Linked DNA regions of Homo sapiens: region 1 is linked to region 2. Evidence: read pairs that join two places in POLR2A ChIA-PET (ENCODE). Cell type or tissue: MCF 10A. All regions are shown on one strand. Links, peaks and the distances in the headings refer to the core of each region. The heading gives the core; the rest is flanking DNA.

Region 1 (11,307 bases), core at 5,262-7,761, 160 kb after region 2:
TCTTCCTTGTCTGCTGCACCTTAATAAGCATTAGTACATACTTACTAATTATCCTACGTTTTGAATAGCCCTTGGTACTTTTCAGGTTCTTTTACAAATGTTTCTAATTAGATTTTACTACAGACCGGTGAGATAGGTTGAGCAGGTATTTTTCCCACACATCAGGTGAGAAATCAGAGGCCCGGGGAGAGTACTACTTGTTCAAGACCACCCTGCTGATGAGTGACACAGTTGAGGATAGAATCTGATTCTCCTCTATGAGAGGATGATGGTGAGTTAAGACTGTTTTGAAAATCTGACTTCAGGCTCTGGAATCTCGCCTGCCTCTATGTAAATGTAAAAAATAGGATTTCATGTTTTCTAACAGTTTTCCATTTAGTAGCTCATTTCGTAAAGCATGTTCTGAAGCACATTGGTCCCAGGAGATGTGTGGAAAATGGATTCTGTGGCCAGATAAGCTGGGAAGAGCTGCTTGTTATATCCCCCTCTTGGGGATTCCCTGTGCACATTAACATTTAAAGGCTCTGAGAAGTCCTACTGCAAAGACTGTTTAATGTGTTGTTTTTTTAATTGTGGTAAAACACATGCCACTAAAATTTACCATATTAACCATTTTAAAGTGTACAATTCAGTTGTGTTAAGTGTATTCACATTGCTGTGCAACCAGTCATGACTACATCTTGGAAAACTTAAAATCCATACCTCTTAAACAACAACTCCGGATTCTGCCATTCCCCTAGCCCCTGGCAACCACCGTTCTACTTTTTGTCTGTATAAATTCGACTCCTCTAGGTACCTCATGTAAGTGGATCATATAGAATGTGTCCTACAACTGGCTGATTTCATTTAGCATAATGTCCTCCAGGTTAATCTATGTTGTAGCGTGTGTCAAAATTTCCTTCCTTTTTAAGGCTGAATAATATTCCATTGTATGTATAGACCATATTTTGTTTGCATTCATCCATCAGTGGACACTTGGGTTGCTTCTGCCTTTTGGCTATTGTGAATAGTGTTGCTATGAACATGGACGTACAAATATCTTTTGGAGACCCCGTTTTCAATTTTTCAACTAGATACCCAGAAGTAGAATTGCTGGATCCTATGGTAATTTTATTTTTAATTTTTTAAGGAACTACTGTTGTTTAACATATTTTTATACTCAGTTCATAAACTTGTTTGATCACAAAGTTCTTTTTCCACATCACACCTTTGGGTATCCCACAGAGCATGGGTTTTTCAGAAAACACTTTGGGGAATCCTGAGCTCAGTAAGCAATTTCTGCTTGCTCCAAGGGGCCAGAAACCTCAGGATGCTGGCTGGGGAATTTGGCCATTAAGTTTCCAGCCCAAGGACAAGGTCAGCAGTGCAGTCCCAGGAGCTGCAGAAGAGGAGGAAGTTCTCAGGGTACACAGTCAACTGTAACCAGGGTTCCTCCGCTACTCTAGAACAACACTGTCAACTTGACACGGAGTGAAGCGGCCATTGTGGTGCTGAGGTTGTTTTGGACTGCACTGGTTGGACAGCATCTTTACTGGCCAAGAGAGTAAGGAGGGCAAGCCTGCCTGCCTCTGTGCAGTTAGGGGCCTGGGGAAAGCTTTATGATGAGAAGTGTCAGATTTCAGAATCCACCGTTTCCCCCATCTCCCCCAAGAAGAAAGAGTACCCTTAGTCAAAATCTAAATGGGCTCCTCAGCAGGGCTTGTTGTGTTGACTCAATCTAATTGGTCTTTAATGTGGTTCTTAAATAGCTGAGGAATAATTGTGAACACTGTAATTGTGTGGGTGGGTAAAACTTTCAACCAAGTTGATGGAAAGGGTATGTGGGGGCATGGGCAGTAAACTGAGGAAAGAAAAATAATTCTTTTTACCCCCAAAAAGCTGTCGTATACCCCCAGTGTCACTGTGGTCAGCTTTTCTCCAGGACCAGCTCAGGAAGCCTGAGCCGCTGGTGACCCAAAAGGGGGCATTACATGATTGAACACCTCAAATCCCCAGTGTTGTTCCTCTACACACTGGCTTAAAGATGGGCATGAGCCGGAATGGTTTTAGGGACATCTAGAAGAAAGTAAACTGGGAGGTTCCTGTAGCTGTTGCAGCTTGGTGTTAAGGATGAGAAAAACTATGGAGAGGACATAGAGCCCCAAAGAGTCTTTGAACCAGCCTGCAATAAGACCATAGAACACTCAGCTTCTTAATTTACTTGACTGAGAACAGATAATGATACCTCACATTGTGGGATGAGAATTTCATAAGCTCTCTGAGATCCTTAGATGAAAGCTGCTACTGATCCATAGACTATTATTATTATGAGACTTTACTTTTCTGTAAATAAATGTTACAGCTTCTTCTCTCTGACTCTCTTGCTCTAAATGAGGTGAGATTCAGCCTCTCTCGTTGGCCGACTCTTGCCCTGTCTCCAGGACCACAGTTCTGCGTGGAAGCACTGAGATGAGCTGGAAAGAGCTCTGATAAGGGCTCAGGAAATTCTGTGCAAAATTTCAGACAAGCAGCTTCCCCTCACAGCGCCTCAATTTTCTCATCTCTAAAGGTCCCTTTCTAAGGTCCCTTCCAGCTCTGTAGGTTTGTGATTTTATCAAAGAAACAGAACAAAAAGTCAGCTTCTAATTACAAATGTTTATTGGGTCCCTGGTATGAGCTAGGCACTGTTTTCGGTACATGGCCTAAATCGGTGAACAAGGTCACTTATTTTAGCTGGGAGAAAAGAGATGAGACAGTAAGCAGTAAATATTAATACATGAGTAAATTCTGTCATTGTTAGAAGGGGATATGTCCTATGCAAAACTAAAATAATGTGGTAAGGAGAATTGGAAATGCAAGCAAGAGTGCAATTTTAAAAATGTAACAAAGAGGAACTTTTCCATTATGAGTTACTAGAAGATCAAGTATGTCATTAAGGGAGTGGGGGCTATAAATCTCTCCTTTGGAGATTTTTTAGGAAGCGAAATTAGTCATGTTTTTGGATTCAGGCATATTCTTGTTTGAATGTAGAAGGGATAAACAGATTACCCTTTTGAAGGCTTTCTTTTTAAATGATTTAATGGTATGTGCAGGGGTAGCTCCAGAATTCATGTGTGTGCATAAATACACATACATACACATATACACATATATAGAAGTGCACACACGCGTACTTCTTAAGGAACAGTAAAAGCCAGAGTTGGGAGGCCCAGATGCTAACATACCTCCACACCAGCTCTGAAAAGGCCAACTAGTGTGCCATAATGCTGTAGCTCTCCCACCCTGCCATTTCACAAGGGAAAAAACTGAAACACCGAAATGCTAGCAACTCACAGAAATCCCAGTGAATCAGGGATGGGTAATGGAACCTGACAGTCCTCTGGCGTCTTCACTCCTCCCTGTATTCCTTTTTCAATGAGATTGGCAGCTCAGTTGTTTTCCCTTCGCCTTTTCTCTTGCTTGTCTACTGCTTCTACTCCCATGGTTGTATACTTAAATAGTAATGAAATTATAGAATACTCGCCCTAACTCTTAATGTATCCAGACCCACCCAATCCAGTGTCAGAATGATATGAGTCAAAGAAATACAATCTAGTGACAGTAATTTCAGAATAGCACATCTTGACTTGTCTTTCTCAATACCATAGAGGGATATAGAATTACAGCAATATTTCTTTAAGTCCCTCTTTTTCCCTCCAGCTTTCCTCACACGTTACAGCCCTTACAAATGAGCCCCCAAGCCTTTCCTAACTGTGGCCCACCTGCTCTCCCACCTTTCCTCCTGATTCTGCATCACAGAACTCCCCCAAACAGGTCAGGGCAAAGGGAAGAACCAGGAAGGCAAAGCCAGAGTGCACATGAGCAGCTGGGAAGAGTAAGCCTGGGAATATGTGTTACTAACTTCCATTCCCTCACACGACCATGTGTGTCTGCACTGCACTAGGCATTCTTCTATCTTACCTTATATAATTTAATGCTCACAGAAATCCTGTGTGGTAGGTATTGAGATCTTCATTTTACTGATGAGAAAACCACAGTCAGAGAAGCTTAGTAACTTGCCTGGTATCCTGTGATAGAGAAAATGCTAGGATTTGAGCCCAGGTCTGTATAGTTATCAAAACTGTGCTCTGTCTCCTATGTTGCTACCCTCTATAGAGTATAAATCCCAGAAGCTCTATGTTATTTCAGTTGCCAAATTAATAAAACTCGCTGTCTGGTGTTTATATTAAGGCAATTAAATTGGTTTTCAGCTAAGATCTTGAAAGTACAGTAGCTACATGGAAAAGAGGGTGCCTCCCACAAAGGGCTTGTGCACTGGAATGTTTGTCTTGTTCGGGACCATGGAGAGCTGTCCAGGCCTCCCTGCCCGCAGTCCAAAAAGATCCCAGCAAGGCCTGTGGACCACCATTCCTACGCATCAGAGGCAATGGCTTTCTGACTCTGTCAGTCTTCTAGCAGGTTTTACAACCAGTGGAGTGCTCATGTTAGGCCTGACCATCTGAGGCAATGCCTGCAATGCTCAGAGATGGGAGCTCAGAGGAGTTTTCAGAAGTAATGAAAACTTTAAACAATTCCTTAATCACCAGAATAAAATAAAGATTCTTTTTGACAAATGCATTGGTTCAGTTTATGAATTTGTGAACTTGATTCAGATAACCTTAGGAGTAAAAGTGTGCAAGACCTCATTTTGTGGCTACCTGGTAACACTTTGGCTGAAAGCTAGTGTTCATTTGAATAGTGAGTAGTGGAGGGGACAGGGTCTGAAAATGAAAGAAGGCATAAGAGACCTGAGAAGAAAAATAGCTAAACCCAAACCTAAGCAAATAAAAAGTGAAATTCAGAGTAATGACTGGGGGAGAGTAAAGCAAAATAGATGAGACAGAGTGAGCACAGAAAGATAAGTTAGAGGAGAACTATATGTGACCTGAAAACGAAGAATGCAAGAGAGAAAAATGTACTATAGATAGACAAAGGTACAGAGTCATGGGCAACAACATCATCTGATGTTAACAAGATGCAGTGTAGATTTCTCTCATCCATGATGGTGTCAAGGCTTTCTCCTAAATTTCAGGAGAAAGTTAAGTCTAGTATACAGGGAGCTTTTGCATGAGTTCTTTTTCCACATGCCTGAGAATGTATTAGTTACCTTGGGAGGAAAATCATTTCAAAGTAGAGGCACTAATATTTACCATCATCCACGTTGCCCCTTAATAGACTATGAAGAGACCAGAGCAGAGTGAAATGAGCTTAGGATAGATTCTGTGGCAGTGGCCCACCCAGTGATGTTATCACAAGTGAGTCATTACCAAATGCATTCTTCACATCTTGCAAAAGATGTTTTTCAACTTTCCAAAGTTTGCAGTGGGGATTTTTTAAAGACCATGTGCTCACAGAAGAGCAGTTGAAACTTTTCCTTTGTAGAGTTGCTATGCTTTTTAAGCTATTTGCCCAGTTTGAAATGTTATTTGACTTCTGAGTATTCTATATCCACAGCTGATGACTTTATGTACTCCTTGCTTTCAGTTCCTGAGGCATAATGTATGCCGAACTGATTAAAAATAGCATTCTAATGAAATGGTTGGGTGTGTTGTTACAATATACGTCAGCTACAAATGGGAACTTCTTTCCTCAGGAAATTTGATAAACTGAAAGTCAATGTGAGTGTTTATATATATTCTGTGAGAATGTTTTGTCCTTCCTCATGGCTTCCTTTTCAAAATGACCAGTTAATTTGGGCTTCCCACCCAGACACATATTTTAACACTTGTAATAGTTAGCTGAGATCTGTTATGTTAGCATGATACAAGAGCTTGGATTAAATGTTTATTAGCAGAGCCTGCGAGTGTGTAGAATCTTAAAGGAAAGCAGAGAGAGTCCTTTTTAGTTCAAATATTGGATATTTTAAAAGTAAGAGGGGATGATTTTTATCCCTTAGATCTTGGCCCTCAGCAACATGTGAAAAGCTTCCATTCTTTATAAAAGGGGGAAAAAAGTATAAAATTTTTTGCCTGACATTTTCTCCTCAATGCCAAGCTTACAGAAAGCCGTAACGCTTGAGGTGGCCCCCATATTTTGTCTAGTCCAGTGTTTTCTAAAAATTTGAGCCGGTGTTTAGAAGTCAGGATATTTCACATTTTTTTAAATGCAGATTTATGGCTTTTCTTTAAAAATAGGATGATCTAGCAGCACAAGGCCAACATGGCCTCTCAGCAGCCACGGCTGGGGCTGGAGCTGTGTAGTGACCACCTCTGTAGGTGGTTTCTGGGTCCTCCGTTCGGTTCCCTGTGGGTCCCCACACCTGTAGCCTATGGCCACAAGTGTTGGTTGCCATTCATAATCACTGTTAGTCACTGCAAATGCACTGTAGATTTTTGTAAAATTGACAAGAATTTTTCTGTACCCATCTGGTAACGTGAAAGACACAGAGGGACATAATCTCACTTGCTCCCAGCTCACCTCACTTGTGTGTTAGCCGCCCTGTGGCATGTGATGTGCACCTACTGCTCATCCCCTTACACCCCGTTTTTACCCTGCTGCAGTTGTATTTCCACTGCTGCTGTTCCACTGTAGCAGCCATGTGGAAATTAGAGCTTTCTCTTGTGTGACAAGCCCTTTCTTGGGTCCTCATGCTCCTCTGCCTCTTTGACAGTCAATGATGGTGTGGTTGACATGCATTCCCTCTCAACATTGTCCTCCCCTCGCCTCTCTGACTCTACTCTCTCTTGCATTTCCTTCTACTTCTCACTCATCTCTCTCAGTCTGCTTTGCAGCCTCTACCTCTACTGTTTATTTCTTTCTTTTTTTATTTTTTAAATTTATTATTTATTTTTTAGATTATTGTCTCTGTCTTTATTTTTTAAATTTTATATATATATATAATACTTTAAGTTCTAGGGTACATGTGCACAACGTGCAGGTTTGTTACATATGTATACATGTGCCATGTTGGTTTGCTGCACCCATTAACTCATCATTTACATTAGGTATATCTCCTAATGCTTTCCCTCCCCGCTCCCCCCACCCCACAACAGGCCCAGGTGTGTGATGTTCCCTGCCCTGTGTCCAAGTGTTCTCATTGTTCAATTCCCACCTATAAGTGAGAACATGCGGTGTTTGGTTTTTTGTCCTTGTGATAGTTTGCTGAGAATGATGGTTTCCAGCTTCATCCATGTCCCTACAAAGGACATGAACTCATCCTTTTTTATGGCTGCATAGTATTCCATGGTGTATATGTGCCACATTTTCTTCATCCAATCTATCATTGATGGACATTTGGGTTGGTTCCAACTCTTTACTATTGTGAATAGTGCCACAATAAACATACATGTGCATGTGTCTTTATAGCAGCATGATTTATAATCCTTTGAGTATATACCCAGTAATGGGATGGCTGGGTCAAATGGTATTTCTAGTTCTAGATCCTTGAGGAATCACCACAGTGTCTTCCACAATGGTTAAACTAGTTTACAGTCCCACCAACAGTGTAAAAGTGTTCCTATTTCTCCACATTCTCTCCAGCACCTGTTCTTTCCTGATTTTTTAATGATCACCATTCTGACTGGTGTGAGATGGTATCTCATTGTGGTTTTGATTTGCATTTCTCTGATGGCCAGTGATGATGATCATTTTTTCATGTGTCTGTTGGCTGCAGAAATGTCTTCTTTTGAGAAGTGTCTGTTCATATCCTTCGCCCACTTGTTGATGGGGTTTTTTTTTCTTGTAAATTTGTTTGAGTTCTTTGTAGATTCTGGATATTAGCCCTTTTTCAGATGAGTAGATTGCAAAAATTTTCTCCCATTCTGTAGGTTGCCCGTTCACTCTGATGGTAGTTTCTTTTGCTGTGCAGAAGCTCTTTAGTTTAATTAGATCCCATTTGTCAATTTTGGCTTTTGTTGCCATGGCTTTTGGTGTTTTAGACATGAAGTCATTACCCATGCCTGTATCCTGAATGGTATTGCCTAGGTTTTCTTCTAGGGTTTTTATGGTTTTAGGTCTAACATGTAAGTCTTTAATCCATCTTGAATTAATTTTTGTATAAGGTGTAAGGAAAGGATCCAGTTTCAGCTCTCTACATATGGCTAGCCAGTTTTCCCAGCACCATTTATTAAATAGGGAATCCTTTCCCAATTTCTTGTTTTTGTCAGGTTTGTCAAAGATCAGATGGTTGTAGATGTGTGGTATTATTTCTGAGGGCTCTGTTGTGTTCCATTGGTCTATATCTCTGTTTTGGTACCAGTACCATGCTGTTTTGGTTACTGTAGCCTTGTAGTATAGTTTGAAGTCAGGTAGTGTGATGCCTCCAGCTTTGTTCTTTTGGCTTAGGATTGACTTGGCAATGCGGGCTCTTTTTTGGTTCCATATGAACTTTAAAGTAGTTTTTTCCAATTCTGTGAAGATAACTATGATCCCTTTATCAAGTATTACATGAACTTTCAGGTTATGTTTTTAAAATTCAGACAGTACAGAGGTATGTAAAGTCTTTTTTAAAAAAAATTATCCTCCTTCCCACTCTGCTTCTCAGAGTTAATTAGTCATGGTTAACCCCTGGATAGTTGTCTTTTCCTGACCCTTTTCCATGTAACCTAGTTGTTTGTTGTTGTTTAACATAAATAGGATCGTTTTATAGCTACTGCTACTGACCCTGGTCTGCATAAATAGATGTCTACCTTACCTGTTTTATGATCTACCAGCTACTTAAATGTTGGTATTTCCCAGCATAGCATTTTGAATAATTCCAGTGCTTATATCATTTTTTTTTATAATTATGCATCTGTTTTTCCTAAGACTCTGAGCTGGTAATAATAGTGTCTTTTCATGTTCCCTTGTCTATACGTACCTGTAAATTCAGTGAGTGAATGAATGAATGTTGGCATTTTTGCACATTCAGTTAGATCATCCTAATTTATATTATGCAGAGAATACTAAATTATATCATAATTTAAATTCAAACGTAAATATCCTAAGCGCTGTAGTAAACATATTAGTATAATTTTTATAAGGTACAGTTAATCTATTTCTCAGGTTATTTCCTAATAGTAATATATTAATTTTGCTTTTGTCATTAAGATCACCATACTATTCAAAAGAGAATTCTGCACACCATTTATTTTGGTTAGGAGAAATATTGGCTAGTTGTTTCTGTTTTGTATATTTTGAATGGGTGTGTATTTTGGCATCTCACTAAGACAGTATTTTGTATGCAATTCATTCTTCATAAAAATATCATTTATCTTTAAAGGGAATATAAATGCATAATGGTTATATAAAGAGAATTGCCTTAACACAGCATCTCTTCATTAGGAAAATAGTTGAGGTTTATGAAGTGAGCCTTGTCAGATACAATTTGAGCTGTCTTGCTAAGGGTTCCCATTCAGTATCATGGACTGTTCACAGCCCTGATTTAAGGAGAAACCAATGAAAACATCTATCATCTGATAGCCATAGGATGTCATCCAAACTTGTGTCATGGTCCTGTAATGTTCCCGGGTTTGTGGAGTGAAGAAAATAACACTTGGGTATTTGGAATTTATTCTTAAGCTGTTTTTGTCAGGGATGGATGAGTTTCTCATTCTTGAGTTGAAATGAAACTTTTAAATATTCTTAATAACTGTCTTATCGCCAGACCCTCTGCATGAGACACCAAGGGTGAGTGTTTGAGAATAATATTTTTTAAATTTATTTGGGTATTTTTTTTAAAGTGGGGGAGATGAGACTAATTTATGAACAGTAATGAGCTGAAGTCAGTTGGTCACTAACAGTCCATATCAAGCCATGATCCCTGCCTGCACAAATTTGAAAAACATGTAAACAAACACAAAGTAAGTAGTAAAGAAACAGGAAAGTAGAAACTACACAAAGACCTTTACAGTCTATGCGTCTGTAAAACTAATTAAAAATCTGCCTAAGGGGTTAATGGAGTGGCTGAAACTCAATTTAATATGGGTCATGGTCTCGGGGAAGGCAGTTCAAGTACTATGTTTTAAAGACAGGTTCAGAGAGGAAAGAATATTCTATTTCAGGGACTGTCGTAAAACAATAATCCAAGATTTAGTTGGAGACTTAAAGTGAGTTCATATTATGGAAGGATTTAAATGTTGGAATAAGAATTTGAATGACTTCAGCAAGGAACAGAAAAGGAATAAAATGATTCTGCCCGTACTGATACCTTGTATTTGTAGATGTACTGTAGTTTACAGACTCCTTTTGGGAATGTTGTTTTATTTTATCTGCACTAAATCTTAATGAAAATCACAAGGCTTTTTGAAGACTGAATCTCCAGGATTGCTGATGGCAAGCTGCATCTGGATGTAGGGGATTAAGGGGAGAGAAGAGAAGGAGACAACTCACTCTGGGTTTCTGTGCACCCAACCAAAATAGGGAATGGAAAGAGGCAGTTTGGGTGAGAAAAGATGATCAAACCTAGCCAAGACTAGTGAGGAGAGCTGCTGACAGTGTTAAATGTCAGGTCCTGGGGGATGAGAACAGTGAAGTTTAGAGGTTGCTGGTGAACTTTGCAAGAACACGTTTTGCAGCTTGGTGAGCTTGAGAGCCACCAAGTCTGAATGGGGTGAAGCATAGCCGGATGGTCCAAGAGACACATAGTTAGGCAATGGAGGAAGCTGATGGACTCAAGAGGAGAAGTAACCAAAAGAGAAATGTGAGGGTCAAATGATGCTTGTAAATCAAGGAGCTGCTACGATGTTACAATTTAGAGAAGCAGCAGCATGACAGCATGAGATCATGTTCTGTGTTGTTTATTTGCAGTTTGTTGAATTTTACATCCCTCAGGAAATAGCTGTGGCTCAAAGGCAGACAGCTTTGGGTAGAAGCACATGACAGCAGCATCGGAGAAAGCTAGTCAGCAGTGGCAGCAGCAAGGCAACAGACCAGGTACTCATTACCATGGAGGGAGCTGGGCCCCTGGGATGGGCTGTGGGCGTTGAACAGCACAGTCCACCAGGCTGGCCAAGCATCTTGCAAATTAGTGGTACCAACATCAAACACGTGTGATCATTACCACTGAAAACATAACTCAGAGCTCATGCCCATAGGGTTGTCTTCATATATATGCCTTTTTTTAAAAAGAGTATTTACATTAAGTCCATAATCAGCTTGATCAGATCAAGCCAGCCACCCTCATACCTGAGGTATTTATAAATGCTTTGTGTGTTGGGTGTGTGCTGCTGCTGTGCTCAGCGCCCACCTGGATTGATATTGCACCCAGGAATTGCATGAAGGGAAGTGGTAGATGTGTATGTTTTCTCCCAGTGGTCCCTCTTCGTTTCTCTCAGCCTTTCACCTTGCCATTTCTGTGCAGGATTATTTGGG
Region 2 (11,307 bases), core at 4,608-7,107:
ACAGCCTCACTCACTTCAGACGATGCTCTTAACTGAACAGAACCCTGCTTATCTTTGTGCAACTCCAATTATTCTTGCCTGCCAGCAGGTGTAATAATGCTAACTGCCTCTCAGCCCCCACGTGGCAGGTGCCACAGAAATAAGTGGATAAATGGACAGAAAATGAACCGAAGCTACACAGTCTGCCAAAGGCTTTCACAGCCCCTTGGAAACAGAACACCTGGCTTCACTGTCTTGTGAATCAATATGGCCTTTTCTTATAGTACCTAAAGCTGAAATTCATCTCCAATTCCTTAAACTGTCCTTCTCCAGGAGCAGAATTCATTTACCATCTGCTTTACAAGAATCTGGACACTCTATGTTTCTATCTTATTATAGATTCAGCTAATATGATTTCTCCCATCCACTATCCCTAAACAACACAACATGTGCTTTGTCTTTGACTAAGCCCCACAGCCTTCTCTCCATACAGGGTGCTTTCTGATGATTCACATCAAATTTCCTGTTTGGTTTCCTTTATGGGTGCATGGCTCCTAATGTTTTTACCCATCTTCTCATGGCGCATCCGGCCCAGGAAGCTTTACTGCGCTTGTTAGTTTAGCAGCTGTGCTTCTCCACTGAGGCTACCCCAGGTGGGAGGCAGCTGGAGAAGGACAGGATAAGAAATTGGAGATGAACTTCATTGTTGTTGTTGTTATTGTTGCTCATGCTGTTGTTTTAGAGACAAGGTCTCACTCTCTCGCCTAGGCTGGAGTGCAGTGGTGTGACCATAGCTCACTCCAGCCTCAAACTCCTGGCCTCAAGGGATCTTCCTACCTCAGTCTGCTGAGAAGCTGGGACTACAGGTGCACACCAACACACCCAGCCAATTTCGTTTTAACTTTTTGTAGAGACAGAGTCTCACTATATTGCCCATGCTGGTCTCAAACTCCTGGCTTCAAATGATCCTCCTGCCTTCCAAAGTGCTAGGATCACAGGCATGAGCCACCACACCCAGCCAACAATGTTTGGATTATTTTTTTCTTCCCTATACTTTCCCCATTTTTTTTCTCAGACTAATAATAGTGAGTTTCTATGACTTCCAGAGTCCTAGATACATCTTCTGTGATCGCATATCCAATGAGCACAAGAAAAATGAACAAGCTCCATCACCAATGCCTCCCCTGGACAATGGGATAAGGCCAAAGAAACCACAGCACAAAGGGTGGCCCCCAAGTCTTCCATTTTAAAAAAAGAAGTTAGAGGTTTTGTGTTTGCTCAAAGCAACTAGAAAGAATGATGGACCCCACACACAGAGATAGCTGTGCTATAGACAAGTGTTTTTCTTTTTTTTTTTTATTTCACTTTAAAAATTTATTTTCATACCAAAAAAATCATTCAAAGACAGTATTAAAAAGGATGTTTTTCAAACCGTGCTCCCCAGAAATGCCTTGGGAGAGAGAAAAGTAGAAAACAAGACAGAAGCAGGCTCTGGGGCTTCCTCCCATGATTCAAGCAGAGCAACCTGAGCTTAGCCGTTGTACACAAGCTTTTTTGGAAAAAGGGCTTCTGTGGCCCCAGACATACAAAACCACTAGTGTACTGTAAAGGTCGCTGTCCTGGGAGGCAGGGTCCCGGTCCCATCTTACCTCTATAGCCTTTGGCAAGACACTAAGCTTCTCAGGGTCTCCCTGCCACGTCTGAAAGGGTGAGGTGTGGACTAAGAGATGGCCAGGATTCTCCAGCTTTATGATCTTCTCTTCAACGTTATTTGTAGCCTTCAGATGACTGTGTCAGTTCCAAGTTGGAAAGACTCGGGACTGAATTCTAGTTCAGCCACTCTTCAGCTCTGTTACCTAGGGTCGGGGGAGGTCCCTGTAGTCTGAATGACCTTGTATGACAGATGCATCTGAATGTGTGCTCCCAGCTATGGAATCCAGGAGTGGCCAATCCAGAGATTTATTCCTTGTCTATGAGTAACATCTGAGCTCCCAGCCCATCCCGTGGGACACGGGCCATACAGAGGATTGAGGCCCGGAGCCTTAATGGACATTGCGAGGTGGAGGTCATTAAGGGGAGGGTGTTAGTGAAAATGCTGTATAAACTGCATGATGTTTGCAAGCAGCTTTGGTTCTCCTACCCATCCTGCTGCCACCAGACCATACAGATATCTTGTCCAGCCCACTGTCATTGACTCTCTCCCCTGCATGTGATCCCCTAATAAAACCCCAAGTCTCGTTTTCTGGCTCTGGGTCTCTTCTTCAGCCTCTTGAACCTAATGCCTTCCCTACAGAGGTTAATAGGCATTCGTCAAAACAGCCTCCTCCTCCCTGAAGTTCAGTTCACCCTCACCTGTAATCACTAATACTATCAATGACCTTGAAAGATTGTTGTGAGGATTAAAAATAACATATAAAACTTTTCTTGGCCCAAATTAGTTATTCAATAAAGGGTAACTATGACCTACCATGATTTTTATGCATGCAGCCTTTAACTCAACCAACCCAGTGCTAGGACTTTAACTTATGGGTATATGTCTAAAAGTTCACCAAGTTGTTCATTTGAGGATATTCATAGCAATAAAATGTGTAATACCAAAAAATAAATAAGTAGGATGTGTCCATCAATCAGACGGCAAATAAACAAATTATGCAAATATACCTATTTGTATATTTGCATTTTATAACCATTGACAGGTTTTTAAAAATTGATTTATCAAAATTGAGATTGTAGCCTATCCTTTTATTTGTTTAACCTCTCCATACTTCTCTGTATTAAAGGTGAGTTCAAAAAATGCTATTCTTCATCCAAGAATTTTATATTGTGTATCTATTGGTTAAAATAAGTAAACATTGATGATGATGAGGCTGATGATGAAGGTGGCGATGGGTCACATTCAGAGGATACAGGAATCCTGGGATGTCTTTTGGGGAAAAATGACCAATAAGGATGAGGCTCTGCAGATGGATTTTCTCTGGCCAGTCCTTTTTCCTGACCACATCCGCTCCACTTGATGAATGACTTGGTCCTTCTTGAGATCTTCAATAAAAATAGCTCTCTGACCCTTGTTTTTGTTTTTCTCCATTTGACAGCAGAGAACTAGGAGAAAGGAGAGTTTGCTATTCTCACCATATCTCAAAACAGTTAACTGAAAGCTCAGCTGGACGTCACTAGGGTTTAGTCTCAAGACATAAGCCTGACTTCTCAGTTTTCAGTGTGGGTTTCTCAGCAGTTGGGTTTGAGAGTGGTAAGACTCTAGAATCCCCAACCAGATGATCTGTCCCGCCTAACAGAAAAAGGTGATGCTGCCCTTATATATAAAGCTCAGATCTTTGAGGTGTCTGTTTTGTTCAGAATATTTCTTTTCTAACCACCTTTAAAATGAAATATGTATTCTTCAGACATACAGGCCAGTGCTAACCAAATATTTTCATCATACAGATTAAAACCTCTAGAATATTGAGCCAACACTAGTCCCAAAATGCAGGATTTCTGGTCTAGGAAACAAATTTATGAGTAGGTCCTCATATTGTTTGGTCCCCTTCTCACCTGTGAACACCCGGCACATACACACATTGAATGTCATACTATTTCCTCTGGTTTCAGGGCCCCATTACAACATCCTGTCACACCTGATTTCTTCTGAAGTGTGTCAAGCTCTGCATAACTTCTCCCTCTTCCCCCAATACCCCATACCTCTCAAAGCCTCCTACCCTTACACAAACTCGAATTTCTCCCTCCTCATATAAATGTCAGAAGGCAAGTAAGCTGACTAGCTCATTTCATTTACAGTGTGACTGACCTATGGCCTGATACTTTTCTCAAGGGAAGTGAAGGTTTTCACAGGGGCATTTCATACAAATCTTTACCCTGCTGAGATTACAAATCCTCTGTGTTTCCTTTCCTCTTGCCTAACCCAGCAGAGAATTAGATGTTAGCCCAAAATCTGTTGTAGGAGGGGTCCTGAAGGGGTCCTAGGATCTCAGTTTATGGAGAAGGCAGCCTCTTAACCCTAGCCTGTTCTGGGATCTCAACTCCTTTCTACTTTAAGTATCACGTGTTCTTTAGTCCCTTTATGCCTTCATTTCCCCATAGCCCAGAGCCCATAGGTTCTTATCCTCTCTCATTCATTTCCATTCAAGCATGCATTCACAGGCATTCTCCTGCTTGGTATTAACCCACTTGCCATACTTTCTCTTTCTAGTGGCTGCTTGGTTATCTGGGCTGATAACTGAAGGACTCATTTTTTATGACCATGGGCCTTTCTGATGCCAATCTTTTATGTATAACCATGCATCCCTGGGTTTGGGGAATACAGTATAGAGAAAAGTAACTAGTAAGTAAGCTAAGCGCACCATTCATGAAATCATCACTGCTGCCTGTGCAAGAGTTCCTGACATGTCCTGGGTGTACTCTGGGCAGCCAACACTTTCCTCCTGCCTCTGCCACTCTCTACCTTGAAGAGTCTTCCTGCAAGGACCTCTGCCTCCTGGCTGTCCTGCCGCTCCACTAGTTACTTTGTTGTGTTTCTATGGATCACAGTCTAGAAGTGGAGTCCTTCTTCCACTAGTGCTTAAAGGACTTTATTATTCCAAAGTGTGAGACAGTTGGGCCCAGTCAGTGGCTTGGAGCTGCCAATGGAACCACTTTTTCATTTGAGTAAAATTTTTATCTTTTTAGTTTCCCTTACCATTGGAACATAGCACATGTCCTCCAAACTAGGAGATATTGTGGAATGCTGGCTGTGCAAACTATCACCAAAGCAACCTGTTGATAAGTCAAAGCTAAGTTTATTGCCTACGGGAGTAAAGAAAAATACTGCTCCTCAGAGTCTTGGAAGCAACTTGAAAGGAGAGGGCTGAGAAGGCATGTTTATTAAGATTGTAAGATCTGGTTTTAGGTAGGTCTTTCAATGCGGGCGTATGGTTAGGTTTGAGCAAGGATCATGATATTATAATTTAGGATTGCTGGAAAAAAAAACAAGGCAGAATTTTGAGGCAAGAGGTTTCAAGAGTCTTAGGGTGTAAAATGTCATTTGATGTTTTATCTTAAAGAGTAGATAGGTCTTTCAGGTAGTCCTGCTAAAGTCAATGAAGTTATCTGTAACTTTTTTCTCTCTGGCGAGAGTTGCCTGGAATAATAAAGTTACTTTGATGAAAGCAGTAGAATAAAGTCATGTGTAGACAGAAGCCTGTGTAGAAGGTTTGATTCTCAATAGTAAGAACACCCAATAATGCTGTCCTTAATTACATCCCAACATTCTGATCCCATACAGCCAGCCCATGCTTTCTGCAGAATCTACAGACCTAAAAGTTTCAGCCCTTCTTCTTCCCTCATAGTGGGTCCTTCCCCATCCAAGTCTCTGCATGTGAAGTGGCCTTGTTGTCTAGGGTGACATCCAAGGTTTGTTGTCTCACAGCCAAGGAGACCAAGGACGCAGACACACAAAGAGTGAGGTTAAGAGCAGAAGTTTAATAGGTGAATGAAAGAGAATAGCTCTTTGCTACAGCGAGGGGTCCCAGAAAAATGAATTGCCTATCTGCAGTGAAATGCAGGGAGTTTTATAGATGAGCTGGTGGGGAGGCGGTGTCTGATCTACATAGAATGCGAAAAACTGGTTAGGACCAGGTATGCCATTTGCGTAGGGTGCGAATCTCTGGCCATCTCCACCCCAGTCTTTTATTATGCAGGTGGGTTTTCAGCCTGAGCTGCACCATGTTGCCCACAGTACACATGCTAACAAAAAAGGGAAGATGGAGCTTCCATGGTGGACATGCCTGGCCCCCAGGTAGCCCTTTTCTATTGGCGCAGTTGCCAGCGTTCCCCTGTGCAAGCTCCCAGCTTCGTTGTTTATGCTTGCAGCTCAATCTTTCAGGCTGCTCTTTGTTAGAAAAAAAAATTATTTCTGGGGCTGCTTTTTGTTAGAAGGGAAGTTCTGCTAAGGAATCTTTTGCCCTCACTATCTGCCTAAATATTTTCTTTCTATCTCCTGTATCACATGGAAAGCAAAGGGTTCCTGTCTTCATTCCCAGCTCAGCCACCCACTGTCTCTCCTTGAAGCTCATTAAGATCTCATGCAAACAGATTTCCTTCCAGCCTTTGGACAGGCCCTGACATGCCTGAACCCATACGCAATAGGCATGCAGCATAGTCCCTTGCTCTATGGCTTTTCCAGACACTTGAAGATTTTGTGTAAGGAGCAGAAGGTGAAATTTGGGCACCTTCTAAAGTGGCACTAGGGTTTAAAGGACCACAGAAAATAATCAACTTTCATTACTTTCATTACCAAAGGAAATGGGACAGAGATGGCTAGATATTTACCAACAGTTTTACTCCCCCTTTCCTAATACAGAGGGTCCTCAGCTTACAATGGTTCAACCTACAATTTTACAACTTTACAATAATGCAAAAGCAATACAGATTCAGTAGACACCATACTTCAAGTGCCCATACAGCCATTCTGTTTTTCACTTGCGGTATGGCATTCAATAAATTACATGAGATATTCAACACTTCATCATAAAATAGGCTTTGTGTTTGATGATTTTGCCCAACTGAAGGCTAATATAAGTATTCTGAGCATGTTTGAGGTAGGCTAGCCTAAGCTATGTTGTTTGGTAGGTTAGGTGTAGAAAATGCGTTTCAATTTATGATATTTTTAACTTACAATGGGTTTATTGGGACAGAGCCACATTGTAGGTTGAAGAGCATCTGAAGAGAGTTACTGCTGATAACTGGCTGCCCAGCCAGAGACCATGTTTCCCAGCTTTGTTTGCTTCTAAGTGTGGCCATGTGGCTTGTTCTCACAATTGGAATATGTGCAGAAATGTGCCTTCTAGATCGGAACTTCCTATTCTCTTTCCATTCTGCCCACTTGATGCAGATAACGTAAGATCCAAGGGATGGCAGGTAAGACAGAAGAAGTCTGTGTCTCAGGATCACCCAGGGAAATGCCACTTGCCAAGTAAAAACTGAGGAAGAAATAAAGTTCTATTACGTTAACCATGAAAAACTGGTCTATTTGTTACAACAGCTAACATAAGAAGTAAAATGATCATAACAGTCCCCTAAGGAAGAAAAATGTCCATCATTGTTTTGAACTGAAGAATCACACCCAGTGAAAAACACCAGGTTCAGGCTTTGGGTAACCTTGATGAAGAACCAGAACAAATCAATTTGGCTTTCAGCACATTAATAAAGTGGCAGGTATGTATAGAATGTGTCATTAGCTGATCGTATTTTGAGAACCAGTTTGCTTCTCAGGATAGGTTTGGGCAGCTGTGAATAGGCTTATAGTTTTCATTGTTTCCCTGCTCATAGCAATACACTGAAATTATTCTGATTTGCCTACTTAAGACGGAAAGAAAGATAGGAGCAAAGTTACATTGGAACCAGAATTACCTCAATACCTAGGTCATTTTTTCCTAAAGATGGGTTTGCTGCAAAATCAGGGGAATAATCTCCCTCCCAGGGCCCTTCTAAATAGTACCCTCATGGCCTAGAAGAACTAATGTCCTTGCTACACAAGAGCCTTTGCAACAGAGGAGCCCTAACTGCCAGGGCCGATCTTGGAATTTTGCCTCCCTCAGTCAGGTGTTCAAGTTGAATCAAAGAAAAGAAATAGAAAATGCCCTCCATGAGTAGGCTAAAGCCTTCTTCTGCCTTATGTTTCTATCACGTTCTGGAGAAGGACTCAATGTTGATCCAAGTACAGAAACCATGTCAGGTTGCTTGGATAACAACTGTAAACGGGTTTAATTGTGCTGGTTTGGGGTGGGCCCCAGCCCGGGAGCATTGCTTCTCTGTGTACATCAACACTGAGTAGTGTGCATTCTAACTCTTTCACCACAACCATATGATCCATGCTAAGGCATTTGACCACCTTCTCCACCTGCTCTGCCATTTTCTGTAAAACAAGATTATTAAATTTAATGGAGGAAAGGTAGTTTATAGATGTAAAATGATGACAGACTGTAAATATGAGGGGAATATAGAGCAATCTATATGAACACTACATAAACGCTAATTAGCCCTAAGGCTGCGATGTTTCTTCCTACCACACGGCAAAAGAACACAATGGATTTTTAAAAAATCTTTAAAAAATTTTCCTTTCCCAGTAAAACCTTTACATGGAAAATAAATGTAGCATTTGGCTCAGGCATCTTGAGTACAAAAGGATTCCACAGGCAAAATAATGTGAGAAGAAGCTATCCGGCTCATACTTGCTCATTCATTAGTCAGAGCATGAGAGCTCTCTGGAAACTGGTTTTGTCACATTCTTATGTGAGGAAGTCACATGGGCTCCTGCAGCACATTTTCCTGTGTGAGTCCTAGCTTTGATGGAGGTATTTGTGGGCAAGGCCTAATGAGAGGGTTGACTTTTTCAGGTTTAGATGGGAGTGAGGAGAGAAGCTAGCTTCAGGGACTGAAGGGACGGGAGGCCTTAGACAGACTTAGCGCTAGGTGCTATTTTCAGATAGGAGCTCCTCTACCTTACTGACGTGATAAATGCCAGGGAAAATAAGATCCTCATGGAAGAAGCCTAGTTGAACAATCAAATACAGCAGGGAATACTCATTAAAGTGCTTCTCCTTACAGCCACCTCCACTCAGTTATTTATGCCCTTTAACTTCCAGGTAATGGTTCAGATTTTACTACTTGAGGAGCACAGGGAATGTCTTTGTGTTTTATTATTTCTCATGAGATTTAAAAATAAATAAATATGTATATACACCTAAATTTGCTTTTGGTTCAAGTGTACTTTTTTGTCTTAAAGTTTCTTAAAGAGCCTTAGACCAGTGGAAGACCTATGAATCAGAGAGAGATCTCACCTTGCACAGACTTTGTGGTATTCTTCCCACTTTTCCTGAGCCATGGAGTCCTCCCCTCTCCTCCTGAGCCTCAGAGTCCTCCCCTCCCTTCCTGAGCTGTGGTGAAGAGCCGCTCAGGTGCTCCTACTGCACATCTTTCCTGCTCTCCAAGAGTGGCAGCCATGCACTGAGAAAAAGTGTCTGTTCCTGCAGTTTGTTTCAATTTGATAGAGTCTCACTGAAGCTATCTTGAACAAACGTGATTTTTTGTGGGGTTACATGGAGGAACAAAAAAATAAATGGGCTCCTTTGCTTCATCTAAGAACAGAAGCTATAACAGAACTAGGTCTTAAAAGCACCTGCCTTCAGGGATGCTCAGTGGACCCCATACGTAGGGATTAGCGGACCTTCACTCCCAAAGCTCCAAGAACTGCCAAAACCCATGTTAGGTCGTGTCATTCCTCTGTTCAGAATGCTCTGGTGGCCCCGCATCTCACCCAGAGTAAAAGGCAAAATCCCCCCCATGACTCACAGGCCCTGTGTGATCCTCCTCCCCCTGCCCTGCCCCATCTACTGCCTCCTCCTCAGCCACCCTGCCTTGGCCATGCTGCTCACCTTGTAGTCCTTTCACACTCCAGGAATACTCTTGTCTCCAGGGTTTTGCACATGCTGTTCCCTGTGCCTGGAATGCTTGTCCCAGATATCTGCTTATCACTTCATGTAGGTCTTTTTTCACAGGTCAGCTCAGTGAGGCCTTCCCACTCAGTGAGATCTAAAATTGTAAGCCCACACTACCGTAACATCTCTTATCCAACTTACCTGCATTCTTGTTTAAATTTTTTATTATAAGAAATGGTAAGTATACTCAAAAATAGTAAAATGAGCCCCTATCTATCCATCACCAATCAGTTGTCTAAGTTTTACCACTCTTGTTTCATTTATTCTCCCTCCATTTTTTTCTATATTACTTCTAATTTGCCCCAAGGATTTATCACTACCTGATATATATTTCTTACTTTTCTTTGTTATTTTGTCTCCCCCACTAAAATGCCAGCTCCATGAGGCCTGGGATTTTTGTCTACTTTGTTCACTGCTGTATCCCCTGTAGGCAGCAGTGTGCCTGACACATAGTAGGTGTTCATGAATAGTGGCTGAATGAATGAATGAAGCAATGAAGCAGTTACTCCACAATGGCACCTGTGTTTTTCCCTACAATCTCCCCACCATCTGACCAACACAGCCATGAATGCTTCAAGCACCCCTACTCTGATTCCACCCAACGACTGTCAGCTACAGCACCCACATATCCCCCTCCTTGACTCTCAATAGTCCAGGGACACATACACAAAAGGCAAAGCTAGATTGGCCCAGCTCTGTGGGTGCCCTGTCACAGGACTCTGGCAAGTCTGTGAACTACTACCTTCCCTGAGGTCTTCTGGCCACCACTGGTTATGTAATACAAAAGTGAGCAACCAACTGGGGCCACAGGGGACATTTCCCTTTGAAAGGGGCATGAGCGATTGACATCGACATCTTTCTTTCACCAGGCAAATTTGTTAGCAAATTTGATGAGACTGTTAAGTGGGTAGGTAACTCTCTGGGCAGCCTCTATTCATTGCAGCCTCTATTCATTCTCTGGGCAGCCTCTATTCATTGCAGCCATCCTTGCATTTACTGTGCATCTCATTGAACAGGTATTTTTTTTTTTTTTTTTTTGCCAGGCTCCACCTGTGAGGGAGGGAAGAATGCACAAGGAAGAGCTTACCTGGTTTCAATTTCTTTCTTTCACCATTTTCAAGGTTGTCAACCAGGAAAGTCCTTCAGGCATCAGACACTCTCCAATTAAGCCTTCCATAAAAACCAGGAGACATTACCAGCTAGGATGACAAGTTAGAAACCTGCAGGACCAGTACTATGCCAGCACCCCAATGATGGCAACTAGGATTGCTTCGCAGCTGCTCCCTGCCAATAGTGCTTCCTGTCTACCTGTCAAAGGGGTGTGTCTTCCTCCCTGGCCAAGTCCTGTGTAAACCAAGTAATGATCAGGCAAGAAGAGATCCAAAAAAACCCATTGCCACATCAAAGCATATTCCAGGGCTGTTGCATTCTTTTCAATAAAGACTATTTATTTTTACAGAGGCTGGGTGCCCCTCACAGCCCTGCTCCACCTGGCAGCCATTTATGACAATTTTAAAGGCCATCTTGTTTTCAAAGTCACTTTATAAGGTTGTGGAGACTCAGTATCTGTGAATTCTAATCCTGGTTCAAAATATTAAATTGGTACTAGGTCCTCTGCTGGTTGCTGGATCTTTTATCAGTGAGCATATTGACCAAGACATCATATGGGTATGTCCTTTTCTCTAGATTCTTTCAAGAATGGATTACAAGGCCAGGCACGGTGGCTCATGCCTGTAATCTCAGCACTTTGGGAGGCTGAGGAGGGCAGATCATGAGGTCAGGAGTTCGAGACCAGCCTGACCAACACGGTGAAACCCCGTATCTACTAAAAATACAAATA

The links. ChIA-PET counts read pairs that join two places held together with the same protein. Peaks named below come from ENCODE experiments on the same cell type or tissue, not always from the same donor. Only the 100,000 strongest peaks of a DNase experiment are listed, where the experiment ranks them.
Region 1: POLR2A ChIA-PET joins it to region 2 with 5 read pairs; 7 of 35 experiments call an interaction of 5 or more read pairs at or near these places.

The regions. Positions count from the first base shown.
Region 1 is chr6:111,818,177-111,829,483 of GRCh38, reverse strand. All of the region lies in intron 2 of FYN (FYN proto-oncogene, Src family tyrosine kinase), which reads left to right. Among named protein-coding and RNA genes, the nearest start is that of FYN, 50 kb to the left of the region's middle. In MCF 10A, for the core only: no CTCF peak of the experiment used is centred there; no DNase peak of the experiment used is centred there.
Region 2 is chr6:111,982,300-111,993,606 of GRCh38, reverse strand. It overlaps LOC105377947 (a long non-coding RNA gene), which reads right to left. Exons shown (of 3, transcript XR_007059710.1): 2 at 10,555-10,637; 3 at 2,701-3,078. Among named protein-coding and RNA genes, the nearest start is that of CCN6, 66 kb to the left of the region's middle. RefSeq lists an enhancer at 470-619. In MCF 10A, for the core only: no CTCF peak of the experiment used is centred there; a DNase peak (open chromatin) is centred at 6,086.